3 separate regions of the Homo sapiens genome follow, and all the other regions are linked to region 1. The links are chromatin loops, found by intact Hi-C in ENCODE. Cell type or tissue: mammary epithelial cell. All regions are shown on one strand.

Region 1 (5,000 bases):
CTGCAGATTCCTCAGCTGATGATTGGAGGTGGCAATGCCCACCTTCTAAGCCTGTTGCCAGGATGACATGGGAAAAGCGTGTAAGGCCGTGGCACGGTGCCTGGCTGAGTCAACAGTAACTGCTGTTCATCGGTCATCAGGCCTGTTAGTCTGAGTTCTCTGTGGTTTTCAGATGACTCTCTTGGCCCCAGAATCCGAGCCCCACTTCCCTGCACCGTTCCCCATCGAATCTCTGAACTCAGGGCTTCTTTCTGCTCATCTAACATTAACTAAGCACCTACTTGGGTCATGGAAATTAATTTTCCTGTCCATGTACACCTGAGCCAGACAGAACCAGGAAGGGAAATGCTGGTGGGTTTCCAACCCGGGAGATGGTTTTTAGATGATGGCTATACCATTTCCATTCCCTGTAGTCGTTTCCATTAATGCTGATAGTTAATGCTTGACAGGTATGTTCATGTCAGTCATTAAAGGAGATGCTTTATGTGTAGCTGTGCAGCTGTGGGAAGTTGCTGCTGATCTCCTCTGATCCTCCATTTCATCATCTGTTAAACGGGGATGAGGATAAACTACATAGGCATGTTATGAAGACAAAATGAGGTTATGTCTAAAATACTTAGCTGGGTGCTTGACGCATAGTAAGTGCTGAGTCAGTAATAGGGTTTTTGTTTGTTTGTTTGTTTTTGTTTGTTTGTTTTGAGATGGAGTTTCACTCTTGTTGCCCAGGCTGGAGTGCAATGGCGCGATTTTGGCTCACCTCAACCTCCGCCTCCCAGGTTCAAGCGATTCTCCTGCCTCAGCCTTCCAAGTAGCTGGGATTACAGGCACGCGCCACCATGCCTGGCTAATTTTGTATTTTTAGTAGAGACGGGGTTTCACCATGTTGGTCAAGCTGGTCTCGAACTCTCGACCTCAGGTGATCTGCCCACTTCGGCCTCCCAAAGTGCTGGGATTACAGGCATGAGCCACCGCGCCCAGCCTGTTTGATTTTTTGAGACAGAGTCTCACTCTTGTCGCCCAGGTTGGAGTGCAGTGGTGCGATCTGAGCTCACTGCAACTTCTGCCTCTTGGGTTCAAGCGATTCTCCTGCCTCAGCCTCCCAAGTAGCTAGGACTACATACGTCCGCCACCATGCCCAGCTAATTGTTGTATTTTTAGTAGAGACAGGGTTTCACCGTGTTGGCCAGGCTGGTCTTGAACTCCTTACCTAAGGTGATCCACCTGCCCCAGCTTCCCAAAGTGCTGGGATTACAGGAGTGAGCCATGGCACCTGGCCTAGGGTTGTTATATGTTTGACATCCGTCCCATTTGGGAGGCCTTCTCATCAGTCATTTTATGCCTTTAATGCCATTCTAGGTAGGCAGGAAAGGGGTCAGGGCCAGTGGGCCCATGTAGCAGATAGGGAAACTGAGGCCCAGAGAGGACAAGCCACTTCTTCAAGAGGACCCAAACTGGATGCCAGGCAGGCCCTCTGCCTCTGGGATTTTGCCCATATGGCTCAACTGGCCTAAGTCTGCTGGCCCAAGGAAAAATTTCAACCCAACCCTGCCCTTTCCCCCATTCCTCTCGTGCAGGGGAGTTGGCGGGCCTGCGGCAGCAAATAATAGCTACGCAGGAGAAAGCCAGTCTAGACAAGGAGCTGATGGCCCAGAAGCTGGTGCAGGCTGAGCGGGAGGCCCAGGCCTCTCTGCGGGAGCAGTGGGCAGCCCAGGAGGAGGACTTACAGTGACTCCAGCGTGAAAAGGTTCAGGCAGCTGGGGAGGGGTGGGCAGAAGTCTGAGCCAGTGTTTCATCATCGTTCTTGCTCTGCCTCGGTCTGTACATCTGTGAAATGGGACTCCCTCTCTGTTGTGGAGGCCCTGGGGACAGCTGGGAGGACTGGAGGGGTGGTGGGGAGGTTGTGGTCCTTATTAGACATTCAGATACCCAGGTCCCAAATCTGGTCCAGCCCTGGTAATCCTGATGCAGAGGGTCCACAACCACATTTGGGAAATGTTGACCTAATGCACAGCAGGAAAGCACTTTCATTTGCTAAGAAGTTTCCATATGAAGGGCCACGCAGACCTGAGCATGTAGAAAGGCAAGGGGCCAGGGAAGTTACTAGAACACTGACTCTGGGGTTATATTGCCTGGGTTTGAATCTAATCTTGGTCGCTTACTGGTGATGCTACCCAAGGTGTCTGTGCCTTCATTTCCCCACCTGTAGAAATAGGGATAGGATAGTGGAAGGTATTGAGGATGAGCTGAGACCATCTGCATAGAGGGCTTAACATAGTGACTGGTACTTAGCAAATGCTCCATGAGTTATGATTGCTGGCACTGGCATGCTCTCCAGAGTGGCCCTCAGAACAGGGGCCCTCAGCCACCAAATCCTAGACAGGGCTTCCTCTGACAGAGGTGCAGGCTATGACTACATGGCTCCAGGGCATGCCACTCACCCTGCAGTCCCCATGGCCTTGGGTGGTGGTTATCACGCTTCTCCATCAGGGGGCGGTAAAGCTCTTTCCGAAAGTGCTGGGATTCCAGGCATGAGCTATGGTGAAGCTCTTAAAGAAGGGGTGGCTTGGCCGGGCGTGCTGACTCATGCCTGTAATCCCAGCACTTTGGGAGGCTGAGGTGGGCGGATCACGAGGTCAGGAGATCGAGACCATCCTAGCTAACACAGTGAAACCCTATCTCTCCTAAAATCACAAAAAATTAGCTGGGCATGGTGGCACGCGCCTGTAGTCCCAGATACTTGGGAGGGTAAGGCAGAAGAATCGCTTCAACCTGGGAGGCAGAGGTTGCAGTGAGCCAAAATCACGCCACTGCACTCCAGCCTGGGTGACAGAGCGAGACTCTGTCTAAAAAAAAAAAAAAAAAAGAAGTGGCAGCTCTGTCTGCTTCTCACAGAGTTGCTAGGGACAACTGCTGAGGCAGGCACCTGCCCTCGGGCTCCCCGGGTGGGCTGCTATTTGCCTGTGGGCTCTGCCTGCCCGCCTGTCCAGTCCCCAGGGATCTGAACTGTGACCTCCCCCTTGCTCTTCTTGCCCTTTGCATTGCCTGGCTTGGCCTCATTAATGTCCCCAAATCTGTGTTCTTCTCTCCAGCTCCTCTGGCAACCCCTGACCCCCTTCATTCCTCACAGCCAGTCCTAACTCTCCTCCATCCCAACCCCAATCCCTCTTCCACAGCTGTCGGAACATCCCCTAAGCTAAAAATCAGATTGCTCCTTGTCACCTTGGCTCGAGTCCTCTCTCCCACTCCCCTCACTGTCCTTAGAATCCCCATGGCCCACACGGCCTGTCCTGGCCCAGCCACTGCCTGGGGCTCTGGCCCTGTGACTCACCGTGCCCTGTTTCCCTCTGCACCCTGCATCCTGTAGTCCTTTCCAGGGGCTGTGCTCTTGGCCTGGGGTGGTCTTTTCTCTCCTTACCTGGCTGACAGTTACTTGTCTCTCCGCAGGGGATCATGTTCGGACCCCCAGGCCAGCCCACTGCTGCTCCTTGGCACTTTCACGGCCCTGGCGTGTCCCCGTCATAGCCCTTATCAGTCCCTTGTATTTACCTGGTCACCCTCCATCTCTGAGGGTATGGGGGCCAGATGGCTCTTGCTGCCCTGATGTTTTGGGGGGTCTGCCTGGGCCCCTCCTGGTGTGTCACACGCGTCCAGTCCTGGCCCCCTAGGAGGCAGCATGGCGGGAGCTGGAGGCCGAGCGGGCCCAGCTGCAGAGTCAGCTGCAGCGTGAGCAGGAGGAGCTGCTGGCCCGGCGGAAGGCTGAGAAGGAACAGCTGAGTGAGGAGATTGCTGCCCTGCAGCAGGAGCATGACGAGGGCCTCCTCCTGGCCGAGAGCGAGAAGCAGCAGGTTCGTGAGCCCTGGCGTGGCCTCTGCTGCTCTCTGAGCTGCTCCAGTTCTGGGGCCGGGCCCTGCTCTGCCACTTGGCAGCTAGGAGCCCTGGGGCAGGCCACTGCCCTCTTGGGGGCCTCAGTTTCCTTACCTGCAGGAGGGGAGGATTAGAAGGGGGTTCGTGAGGCTTTGCTGTGCTCCATGCCTGGCACACAGTGAGCACTTACTGAGTGACAGTGACAGTCGTGACACCAGGAAAGCTGTTCCATATTCTCCCATGCCTCGTCCCACCCCACGCTGGGCATGGATCCTCATGGCTGCCTTCTGAGCAGTCCCCACGATGCCCACAGGCATCAGCTGACGTGTCCCCCCAAATAACAAATCCCTAACTTTCCTATAATGTAACGGAGACAGGGCAGACTGTGCCCATCTCCTCTCCTCACCAGCTGTGTACCTGGGCGAGTCACTTTACCTCCTTGAGCCTCAGTTTCCTCATCTGTAAGATGGGTAGAAAGAAAGACTCTGCAGTCAGGGTGCTGTGGCGGGTTAGTGAGCTCTATGAGTGGTATCCACGTCCGGGATTCTTGTGACTGCCGTTGTGCCCTTTTCCAGGGCTGCATGTCTGCCCTGGGTCCACCTGCAGTGGCACACTCAGGCCTCTAAGCCCCCAGTGGGCACATTTCCTAGGCAGCAAGAAGCCTGAGCATGCCCCCAGGACCAGCCCATCCCCCAAGCCCTTTGTCCCCTGCCTCTGCCCAGGCCTTGTCTCTGAAGGAGTCTGAGAAGATGGCGCTGTCAGAGAAGTTGATGGGTACACGGCACAGCCTGGCCACCATCTCCCTGGAGATGGAGCGGCAGAAACCAGATGCCCAGAGCCGGCAGGAGCAGGACCGGGTAGGCCTGCCGTCGTAGGGAGGCTTGCGGAGCAGGAGCGCCCTCTCTCCACCGAGCTATCCCGCGGTTTCCAGCATCCCATCTGGCGGACTCCTCTTCCTCTCTCTTCTCCTACTCTGGGTCTTCTATCCTGGTGTTCCTTGAATGCCTATCTTCCTTTTGTGCCTCGGAACCTCTCACGCCTGCCACAAGTTACTCTTTTCCTTGGTAGTTCTGAACTTTAAATAAGGTAATGCCTGTAAGAATGCCATAAATGCTCAATAATTGTCATCTGTTATT
Region 2 (5,000 bases), 270 kb before region 1:
GGTATCTATTAACAATGTTTATCAGTGAAGGAAATAAACTGAAAATATGAGTATCATTAGATCCTTGGAGGGCCTTCATTGCTGAAAATCTGAGTAATATTGTGGTACCCTTTTGAGTCCTGCAGGGCATTCTCTTTCCAGGGCATGTAACAGTGGGTGAATAATTTCTTTTCATTCATTTTCATTAAGGGCTGAACTTCCTTAATGTTCTGGAGATTACTAAATTTGATTTATATAGTTGTGAAAAGTGCTCATATTGCTGATTCCATTGCTTATATGTGATCATATAAATCTTTTCTCTTCTTTCTGTAGTGTAGTTTAAACTTAATCCTTAAAGGACATGTATTTGAATTTTTCAGCTGGTTAGAAACCTGAATATACCAATCAAAGAAAACTGCTCCTTACATGCTACAGATTTAGTTTTCTTCCTGTACTAAGATGTCTTTTAGATACAGTAAATTCGTTAAAGCCAAGAGCCCCTAGGAAATGAAGTTGGGTGGGAGGGGGGACATTGAGTAGTAAGATCACTCTTGTAATAGAGATGCCACTCTTGCAGATATTGACAACAATTGGGCCTATAAAATTTTTACCAAACATTGGAAAGACAAGATCTGAACAACTTATCATTGCTGCAGTCTCAAATTTCAGGAAATACCATTATTCTCAGGACAATAAATAGACAATAAAGAAGACTCACAGACCAGATTAGCTGTCATGTATCACCAAACAGGGACTGGATCCTTGTCAACACGACCCAACAGAGATTGTCCCCAGAAATTCACTTCATAGCCTCAAAACCAAAAACCCACACTGATGGCAAAAAATAATGATGCAAATAATGAGAAAGAGAGAGAGAGAGAGAGAGAGAGAGAGAGAGAGACCTGTCCTATAGCCATACTCAGTGGGTAAAAGCCAAAGAGCTCAATTTCTGCTCATGATACTTAATAGAACATAGGGAACATGAGCCAATAGCTCAATGGGTTCAGATCTGCACCAAGTGCCTGTTGGATGCAGGATTCTACTGTCTCCAACAACAATGTCTCAGATGGACTAATTTTTTTTTTTTTTTTTTTGAGACAGAGTCTCACTCTATTGCCCAGGCTGGGGTGCAATGGCACGATCTCGGCTCACTGTAACCTCCGCCTGCCGGGTTCAAGCGATTCTCCTGCCTCAGCCTCCCGAGTAGTTGGGATTACAGACCCACACCACCATGCCCGGCAATTTATTTTTATTTTTATTTTTAGTAGAGACGGAGTTTCGCCATGTTGGTCAGGGTGGTCTCGAACTCCTGACCTCAGTTGATCAAAAGTAGGTGATGTCAGAAAACATACCCTGGGAGAGGCTGGCACAATGCCCAGAACCGCCATCGCTAGGCCTGGGGTTTTCCTCTGTAGTGGAATACTAGTATTCATGTAGTTCAGGGACAAAACCAATTAGATACTTCTGGGAGTTAAAAAGAAATGCATTTTCAGTGCCATTTGAGAAAGGGTATTAAGGAATTTGTCAGGGTACTGACGCGTGTCAGGTATAAACCGCAGGTTGAGAGAGAGCTAAGTATTTTCTGTCCATGAAGGTGATAAGCGAGGGCCTGAAGAAAGAGGGACTGGGGAGGACACTGGCACCAGAAATAGGAAACGGCTGCTTGGGGGTGGGAAGGATGGGTCTGGGTGCTATCTAGAAAGTTGCCTGGCAATGGATGTAGGATGTGGGAGCGAGACATCAAACAAGAAGCTGTCGCTTAAATAAAGTCTGAAGAAACACTAGATATATGAACTGCCGGAGATAGTAGGGAAACTGTACCTGGCTCCTCATAAAACTTCCCGCCTTCTATCTCCGGGAGGATCGCAGGGCATTTCCGCCAAGACAGGTGAGACTGCGGTTCTGACCTACGGGCCTCCATGAATATGCGCGAGGGCACCTGGGGGCCGGCAGAGCCGTTCCCCTACGCAAAGTAAGCGTGTTATGTCTACAACCCAACGGGGACACTGAGAGCCCCAAAGGCCCTGCTTTCTTCCTGGAGAACAGCACCCATCTGCGTAGTTTCTACCTGGCTCTATGAGGTGAGAACACACTCCCCGCTAGCACAGAAATCCTACAAACTCCTGTGGGGGCTGCGCTTGGAAGCAGAGGCTGTGTAAGAGGTGACTTGGGGGGTAGGGAAAAACAGGAAGATTTTCACACAGGGTGAGAACCCAAGAGACTGGAGACCACGGACCAATCCCTGCAAAAAGCAGCCAGGGTAGAAAGGGAAGAGCTGAGCGGACTTCACGATAGCTAATTTGTGTTACAAAGCCGATACGGCTGATGCTCGCTTTTTCTCCTATGGCGTGCAGGCGACATGTTACTTCCTATTCGCCAGCCCTCCACTGTAGGATTAACATTTAAGACGCCAACCAAGACACAAACCAAAACAAAAAAAGATATGACCCTTAGCGTACAGTCTACTTTTAGAAACTCCAGAAAGTCAGGGGAAAGCGCGAACGCAGTCCCCCACTACCACAAATTATGCAGTCGAGTTTCCCACATTTGGGGAAATCGCAGGGGTCAGCACATCCGGAGTGCAATGGATAAGCCTCGCCCTGGGAAAACCACCTTCGTGATCATGGTATCTCCCCTGCCAGGTAAGTATGAGATCTTCGGGCTCTGCCCCGACACAGCCTCATACGCCTCACTCTTTACACACACGGTCACTTGCCCCGCGCACTCCCGAGCCCTTTCCAGCCCTGACACACAGCTGGGATTCTCTCTTCCGATCCGCGGTCCTGAACCCGCTCCCAGGGCAGGGGAACTCCTTCGTGGCGAAGCAGCAAGTGGCGAAGCAGCAGCCTCTGCGCTGCCTCATCTACATAGAAGTCGCCCTGTCCGTGATGTCACCGACAGTGCCTTGCCCAGTCCCCGTCTGCTTTTCTGCCACTCAACTGACCAATCTGCTGCCAGAGCCGCCAAGAGGAAGTGACGTCTGCCTCTCCCTTTTTCCCTCCCGCCCCTGCGTCTGTTCTCTCCCAAAAAAGCTGGTCCTTAGCCTGTGTTAAGGAGCAACCTTTCGGTGGCCAGATGGAGCCGGGGCATCCTTCTTCAAATAATGGCTTTTAATTCGCAGACTAGAATGTTTCGGATTACAGAAGAAACCGGTTCTCTTCACATCTTTATCCCTGTGATGCAGCATTCCACTTGCAATTGGAAGCCGAGAGAAACCATGTTTATGAAAGTAAAGAGGCTGCTCAGATGACTGCAAACCAGCCTTCCTTACTGGTTTTATCACTGGTAATGTTATAAAGACAGTTGTCCAGTTTCATGAATCTTGTAGGTTTTTTTTTTTTGATTTTTTTTCCAAAATCAGTATTGTAGAAAACTATGCTGCCCCAGAAGAGATGATTGGACACTCTCAAGCGTGGTGCTGGACTTTGTCATCTCTTGCACAGCCATCTCCACACCTTAGTGCTTACCTCATGTTAGTTTTTTATATTCTGCAAAGACGAAATCAAAATAATCCAAATTTGACACAAATACCTGGGCTACATCTTATTTGAGATGTTTAACAATGTCTGGATCATCTTTTCTTATATATTACGCAGGAAACACTGTGAAGTAAGCAAAGTTGGAATGCCCAAGTGAAAGACCATTTGAATATTTACAAGTAGATTTCAGACAGGAATACTACAGGGTGGTCACAGGATAACAAATTCTAGGCAGCAGATTTACATGACTTGAGGCTGTGGGCTGTTAAGACGCTGAAAAACCAGGGTGTGGACCAAGCTGGCTAAGGCTGAGTGGACCCAATGTGGTGCTGGATTTGACGGAGGTTTTACCTAGGCCCTCATTATATGCTCATTAACATACTAAATCACACACCCGCCAGTGCCATGACAGTTCTGAGACCAATATTTGATGTAAAAATGGATGGCACCACAGTTCCGAGAAATCTCCACCTTTACCCAGGAATTTTCATGAACATTCCACTCCTTGGTTAAAGAAACCCATCAAGATGAAACCCCAGAATCCATTGTTCTCTCTTGGGTATGCCTGAACTCCCCTTTCTTGAGTGTGTACTTTTTGCTTTGCAATAAATCTCTTCTTTCACTATCTGCTGACTCATCTTTGACTTTGTTCTCGCGATGGTGTCAAGAGCCTGGACACCACGGCTGGGGTCGAGATCCCACCAGTGTCCGGGTACCTCCCCCAGCCCACCAGTATCAGATTCTATTCCATTGCTCAAATCACAAAACATCAAGTAGAGAGTTCTCCTTGGAGACCATAAAGATTCTGTGGCATGGTGGCCAGTTAGGCCACTGGAAGGCATGGCAAGATATTGAAAATGAGGGATTAGGTGACAGTGTAGTAACTGCTGAATACTAAATACTTGATCCAGGCCCCATTCCCTGGAGATTGACAGGGAGACACATTGTCCAGGTAGTAGTGGAGAAATGTTTTCTGGGTATCTGACCAGCCTTTGTGGAAAGAACTGGCACCATCCTGCAGATGTAACTACCTGATGGGTTCTTCCTGCCCAATGTACACACAAAATCAATTCATGGAGACCATGGCACTGCAGGAAAGAGTTTCACTGACACAGGCCAGCCACGACATGTGGGAGACAAGAGTTATTACTCAAAGCAATCTCACTGAAGGCTTGGAGGTAAGGGGTTTTTCAAAGATAGTTTGGTGGGGAGGGGGCTAGGGCTTGCGTGGTGCTGATCGTTGGGGATGAAATCACAGGGGCATGGAAAATGGCCCTCCTGCATGGAGTCAGCTTCTGGGTGGGGGCTAAGGGACTGGTTGATTTTCGGGCCAAATGGTGCCATCCAGCAGTCAGAAATGCCAAAGCCTGAAAAGACATCTCAAGAGGCCAATCTTAGGTTCTACAATAGTGATGTTCTTCACAGCAGTAACTGGGGAAGCTGCCAATCTTGTGACTTCTGGAATAATGGCTGGTAATTATTTAAGGAGGCATACATCTTACTAGAAATCAGGCCGCTTTCATCCTTCTAACTTGGTGGCCT
Region 3 (5,000 bases), 330 kb before region 1:
CTGAGCACTTACTATGGGTCAAGCGCCCAGCTAAGTATTTTAGACATAACCTCATTTTGTCTTCATAACATGCCTATGTAGTTTATCCTCATCCCCATTTAACAGATGATGAAATGGAGGCTCAGAGATCAGCAGCAACTTCCCACAGCTGCACAGCTACACATAAAGCATCTCCTTTAATGACTGACATGAACATACCCGTCAAACGTTAACTATTTATATTAATGGAAATGACTACAGGGAATGGAAATGGTATAGCTACCATCTAAAAACCATCTCCCGGGTTGGAAACCCACCAGCATTTCCCTTCCTGGTTCTGTCTGGCTCAGGTGTACATGGACAGGAAAATTAATTTCCATGACCCAAGTAGGTGCTTAGTTAATGTTAGGTGAGCAGAAAGAAGCCCTGAGTTCAGAGACTGGATGGGAACGGTGCAGGGAAGTGGGGCTGGGATTCTGGGGCCAAGAGAGTCATCTGAAAAGCACAGAGAACTCAGACTAACAGGCCTGATGACCGATGAACGGCAGTTACTGTTGACTCAGCCAGGCACCGTGCCACGGCCTTACACGCTTTTCCCACGTCATCCTGGCAACAGGCTTAGAAGGTGGGCATTGCCACCTCCAATCATCAGCTGAGGAATCTGCAGCCCAGAGAGGAAAGGGGCTTGCTCAAGGGAAGGTGAGATCTAAGTGGTGGCACAGGACTGGAACCCAGGCCAGCCAGACTCCTACTCCAGTGCTCCCAACTTCTGTGAGACCCCAGACCTTGGGAGGCTGCAGTCTGGGCTGGAACCTGGTGTTCCCCCCAAGTCCCCAGCCCCTCGTACCAGTCAGGGTCTCCTTGGCCAGCAGCAGGGCCTGCCCCTCGGCTTCCAGCTGCTCCCGGCGGGCCTCAAGCTGGGCCAGCTGCCGTTGCACCTCAAACAGGCTGCCCTCCAGGGCTTCCTTCTCCAAGCTGCAGCACATACAGTCCCTGAGGCCCTGGGACTCAGCCTCCCTGGCCCCAGGAAACTGTGGATCTCAGGGAGTGGCCAGGCATGGGCCAAGTGCCAATCTACCTGCCTGGCCAGGCCCACACTCCCTGGGGAAGCCTGAGCCACAGCTAGGACGAGTCGGCAAGCCAGACTCCTTAGTAACTGCCCCTGGGGGCCCGTGCCTGCGTGTGGCTGGTCATGGTGTGGCCCCAGGAGGACCCCCCAGGGCGGGTTGGGCAGAGCCCAAGGCCTTACCGCAGGCGTGTGGCCTCCTCTGACAGGGTCCTGCCTTCACGCTCCGCAGCCACCAGCTGCACAGCCAGGCCAGCGTGCTCCTTGGCTAGCGCCTCCTTCTCACGGGCCGCTCGCTCCAGCGCCTCCACTTGCCGCTGGGCCTCCCGCCGGGCCTGCTCCAGCTCCTGCTCCCGCCCGCTCAGCTGCCGGGAGAGCTGGCCCCCACCCAGAGACTGAGTAGCACTCCCAGCGTCCCCCAGCTTGTTCATCGTGCAGCACCCCAACTCTGGGCCTAACCCAGTCCTGGCAGAAGGCCTGGGTTTGAGCCCAGGGTCTGCCCTGATGTGCTACATGTACTTGGGCAAGTCATGACCTTCTCTAGATCTGCAATGCACGTGTGTACAAAAACCAGGGCCCAGCCAGGTACGGTGGTGCGTGCCTATAATCCCAGCACTTTGGCAGGTGGATCACTTGAGGTCAGGAGTTCAAGACCAGCCTGGCCAACGGGGTGAAACCCTGTCTCTACTAAAAATACAAAAATTAGCCGGGCGTGGTGGTGCACGCCTGTAGTCCCTGCTACTTGGGACGCTGAGGCAGGCGAACAGCTTAAACCCTGGAGGCGGAGGTTGCAGTGAGCCCAGATCGTGCCACTGCATTCCAGCCTGGGCAACAGAGCAAGACTCTGTCTGGAAAAAAAAACAACAACAAAAACAAAACAAAATGAAACAAAAAAAATGAGGGCCCTCACTCAGCTCTGGGAGTAACAGAACCCTTGTATTACTCTAAACTTGCAGAGAAGCTGAATATATAAACCAGACCCAAGTGCAGCTGCTCGGCAGGCCTCAAGGTGGAGACCTGCACCCTGCTTCCTGCACCCCCTACCCCATCCTCTAGAGGCCCCTCCCAGAAACCTAGGCGCTCCAGGATAGACCTTGCATGAAGGTCCCTGGATCCCTGAAACATTAAGGTCTCTTCCAGATGTGATGTTCCCAAAAGTCTAAGATTCCAATTCTAAAAAGTCTCCACCTATTATTAATCTGTATCATTATTATTATTATTATTATTATTATTATTATTGAGACGGAGTCTTGCTCTGTTGCCCAGGCTGGAGTGCAGTGGCATGATCTTGGCTCACTGCAACCTCTGCCTCCTGGGTTCAAGCGATTCTCCTGCCTCAGCCTCCCAAGTAGCTGGGACTACAGGCGCGTGCCACCACGCCCAGCTAATTTTTTGTAGAGATAGGGTTTCACCGTGTTAGCCAGGATGGTCTTGATCTCCGGACCTCAGGTGATCCACCCGCCTCGGCCTCCCAAAGTGCTGGGATTATAGGCGTGAGCCACTGCGCCTGGCTGGCCCCATGTTATAGATGGGGCAACTGAGGTATGGGAGATTGGGCAGCTTGTCCAAGGTCCCCAGCTAGCAGAAGTGGGGCTGGATTTAACCCAGAAGCAGGCTCCAGTGCCTGTGACTTAACCCAGGACTGGATGCAGGGGGCTGGGAGCCCGGCCTGCCCCACATGCTCTCCACACCACCCCCACACACAGCTTTGCCCACCTGCGCTAGCTGCTCCTGCAGCTGGCTGCGCTCATGGCGCAGCGTGGGGAGCTGCTGCTCCAATGCCTCCTGGGCCTGCTCCGCCACTCGTAGGGAGCCCTCCAGGCCCTGCCGCGCCACCTCCTGCTCCAACCGCAGCTCCTCTAGCCGTTCCTGCTCTTCCCGCGCCACTGTGGCCTCCTGCTCTGCCTGCCGTTGCCGGCCCTGCAGGGCGGACTTTTCTTCCTCCAGCTGGAGGCCAGGTAGGAGTGGGGCCTCGTGAGCAGGGCGTCCCTCCCAGGACCAGGACGCCTCCTCCACCCACCCACCAGCAACAATAGCCCAGGGGAGGCTCCCAGGGAATGAGGGACAGTGCCCTTGGGTGTATGGGACACTGGGGAGGGGGAGATGAGGAGGGCCCATGGAACTTCTGTGCTTTGACGCCTAGAGGGGATAGACAGACAGACAGAGAACCAGAGACAGACAGAGAACCAGGGACAGAAAGGGAGGCAGGGGCCAAGACAGGTACAGGGCTGGGCCCGGGGTGCCTCACTGAGTGGGGAGGATGGGTGGGCAAGGCAGGTGGGCCCGCAGGTGCACAGCGTACCTGGGCGACAAGGCGGTTCAGATCCAACTTGTCCTGAGCAAGGCTCTCGTTGAGGGCGCTCAGCTTGGACAGGGAGTCCTGCAGGGAGGCCTCCTCTGCCCTCAGCTTGGTCATGGAGAGCTCGAGCTCCACGCGGCCAGCCTCAGCCTGCAGGGTCAGGCCCCGAGAAATGAGGAAAGGCAGAAAGGTCGGGAGGAGGTGAGGAGGCCCAAGAAGAGACCCAGAGAGATGGACCCTCAGAGACAGGGTAGGGGAGACAAGGAGGGGACACAGTGTGAGATGGAAAAAAAAAAATCACCGCAGAAAGCCTGCTGCTTATGAGCCATTTAAAAGCCACACACCACAGAGCTGTGCAAAAATAGCTCAAGCTGCAGGGCAGGGCCAGAGTTCAGAGGATCCCCTGAGTAGGGTCTAGGGATAGCACTGCTCAGAGCCCAGGCTGCAGCGGACAGCGCAGGCCCCCCTGCCAAGGACCCTCTGCGCTGTGGCCACAACTCTCAGACCCCAGGAGCTGAGTCTCAGGCACTGGATGACCCTGAGCTATAGGCATTGCCCCCAGGAGCATCCAGAAGAGCAGGGATACGGCCATAAAGAGAGGTCAGTCCACTTATGGCTGGGACCAGAGGTCCAGAGGTCTGTGGCCTGTGACAAAGATCAGCCTGTATCCAGAAGGAAGGGGTCAGTCTGTGACCAGGCTCAGAGGTCTGCCTGACACTGGGACCAGTCTGTGCCAGAGTGACAAGGCTTGGGGCTGGGGGTCAGAGGTAGGTTTGTGGTTGTGCAGCAGACAGGGACCCACCTTGGTCAGCGCCTCGGCCACCTCGGCCTTCTCGGCCTGCAGCATGTCCCGTTGCAGTGTGGCGCGGCTCAGCGCCTCCCTCACCTCCACCAGCTCCTTGGCCAGGACTGAGCGCTTCCCTTCCAGCTGCTCTAGTTGTCTATGGCTGTGGGACAAAGGGTGGGTGGGTGGCCCATGTCACTTTCCTGCCCCGAACCTCCTGTAGCCAGCGAGATGCTGGGCTGGGGACCAGGCCTGAGGCAGGAGTTTGGAGAGAAACAGCCTGAGCCACAGGGCAACCAAGCCCACTACCGCTTAGCTCCATGACCCTGGGCCTCCGTTTTCACATCTGCAAAATGAGGTAACACTTACCTCGTGACATTGTTTGTTTTTTTGAGACACAGTCTTGCTCTGTCACACAGGCTGGAGTACAGTGGTGCGATCCTGGCTGACTGCAACCTCTGCCTCCCAGGTTCAAGCAATTCTCCTGCCTCAGCCTCCCGAGTAGCTGGGATTACAGGTGCTCACCACCACGCCTGACTAATTTTTGTAGTTTTAGTAGAGACGGGATTTCTCCACGTTGGTCAGGCTGGTCTGGAACTCCTGACCTCAGGCGATCTGCCTGCCTTGGCCTCTCAAAGTGCTGGGATTACAGGCGTGAGCCACTGCGCCCGGCCTGTTTTAAGGATACAAACTTCACATGTGCTTAAAATAGTGCCTGACACATCTCCCCAAGGACCTTCAGAAACAAGAATAACATGCTCCACCACAGTCTACTAAACATCATCATCGATCACGTCCCTGAGAGGTAAGCAGCGCAGTGGTGAAGAGGTTAACTCTGAAGGCAGAATGTCTGGGTTCAAATCCTGGCTCTT

The links. Peaks named below come from ENCODE experiments on the same cell type or tissue, not always from the same donor. Only the 100,000 strongest peaks of a DNase experiment are listed, where the experiment ranks them.
Region 2: a loop joins it to region 1, with 6 times the contacts of the local background. A loop is called at or near these places in 8 of 110 quality-filtered maps.
Region 3: a loop joins it to region 1, with 9 times the contacts of the local background. A loop is called at or near these places in 62 of 110 quality-filtered maps.

What each region holds. Positions count from the first base shown.
Region 1 is chr1:16,618,690-16,623,689 of GRCh38, reverse strand. It overlaps the pseudogene CROCCP2. Among named protein-coding and RNA genes, the nearest start is that of NBPF1, 7.6 kb to the right of the region's middle. RefSeq lists enhancers at 3,132-3,800, 3,801-4,468, 4,469-5,000. In mammary epithelial cell, a CTCF peak has its summit at 2,483 (motif pointing right); DNase peaks (open chromatin) are centred at 130 and 2,489; H3K27ac peaks cover 411 bases.
Region 2 is chr1:16,893,609-16,898,608 of GRCh38, reverse strand. It overlaps RNU1-2 (RNA, U1 small nuclear 2), which reads right to left and starts at 2,629; the gene lies at 2,466-2,629. RefSeq lists enhancers at 1,401-2,333, 2,334-3,267 and a silencer at 2,512-2,591. In mammary epithelial cell, no CTCF peak of the experiment used is centred here; DNase peaks (open chromatin) are centred at 790, 1,638, 1,975, 2,388 and 1 weaker place; H3K4me3 peaks cover 132 bases; H3K27ac peaks cover 801 bases.
Region 3 is chr1:16,944,753-16,949,752 of GRCh38, reverse strand. It overlaps CROCC (ciliary rootlet coiled-coil, rootletin), which reads right to left. Exons shown (of 37, transcript NM_014675.5): 15 at 4,147-4,291; 16 at 3,348-3,494; 17 at 2,762-2,992; 18 at 1,229-1,422; 19 at 827-954. Among named protein-coding and RNA genes, the nearest start is that of CROCC, 25 kb to the right of the region's middle. In mammary epithelial cell, a CTCF peak has its summit at 2,055 (motif pointing right); DNase peaks (open chromatin) are centred at 522 and 1,132; H3K4me3 peaks cover 228 bases; H3K27ac peaks cover 1,520 bases.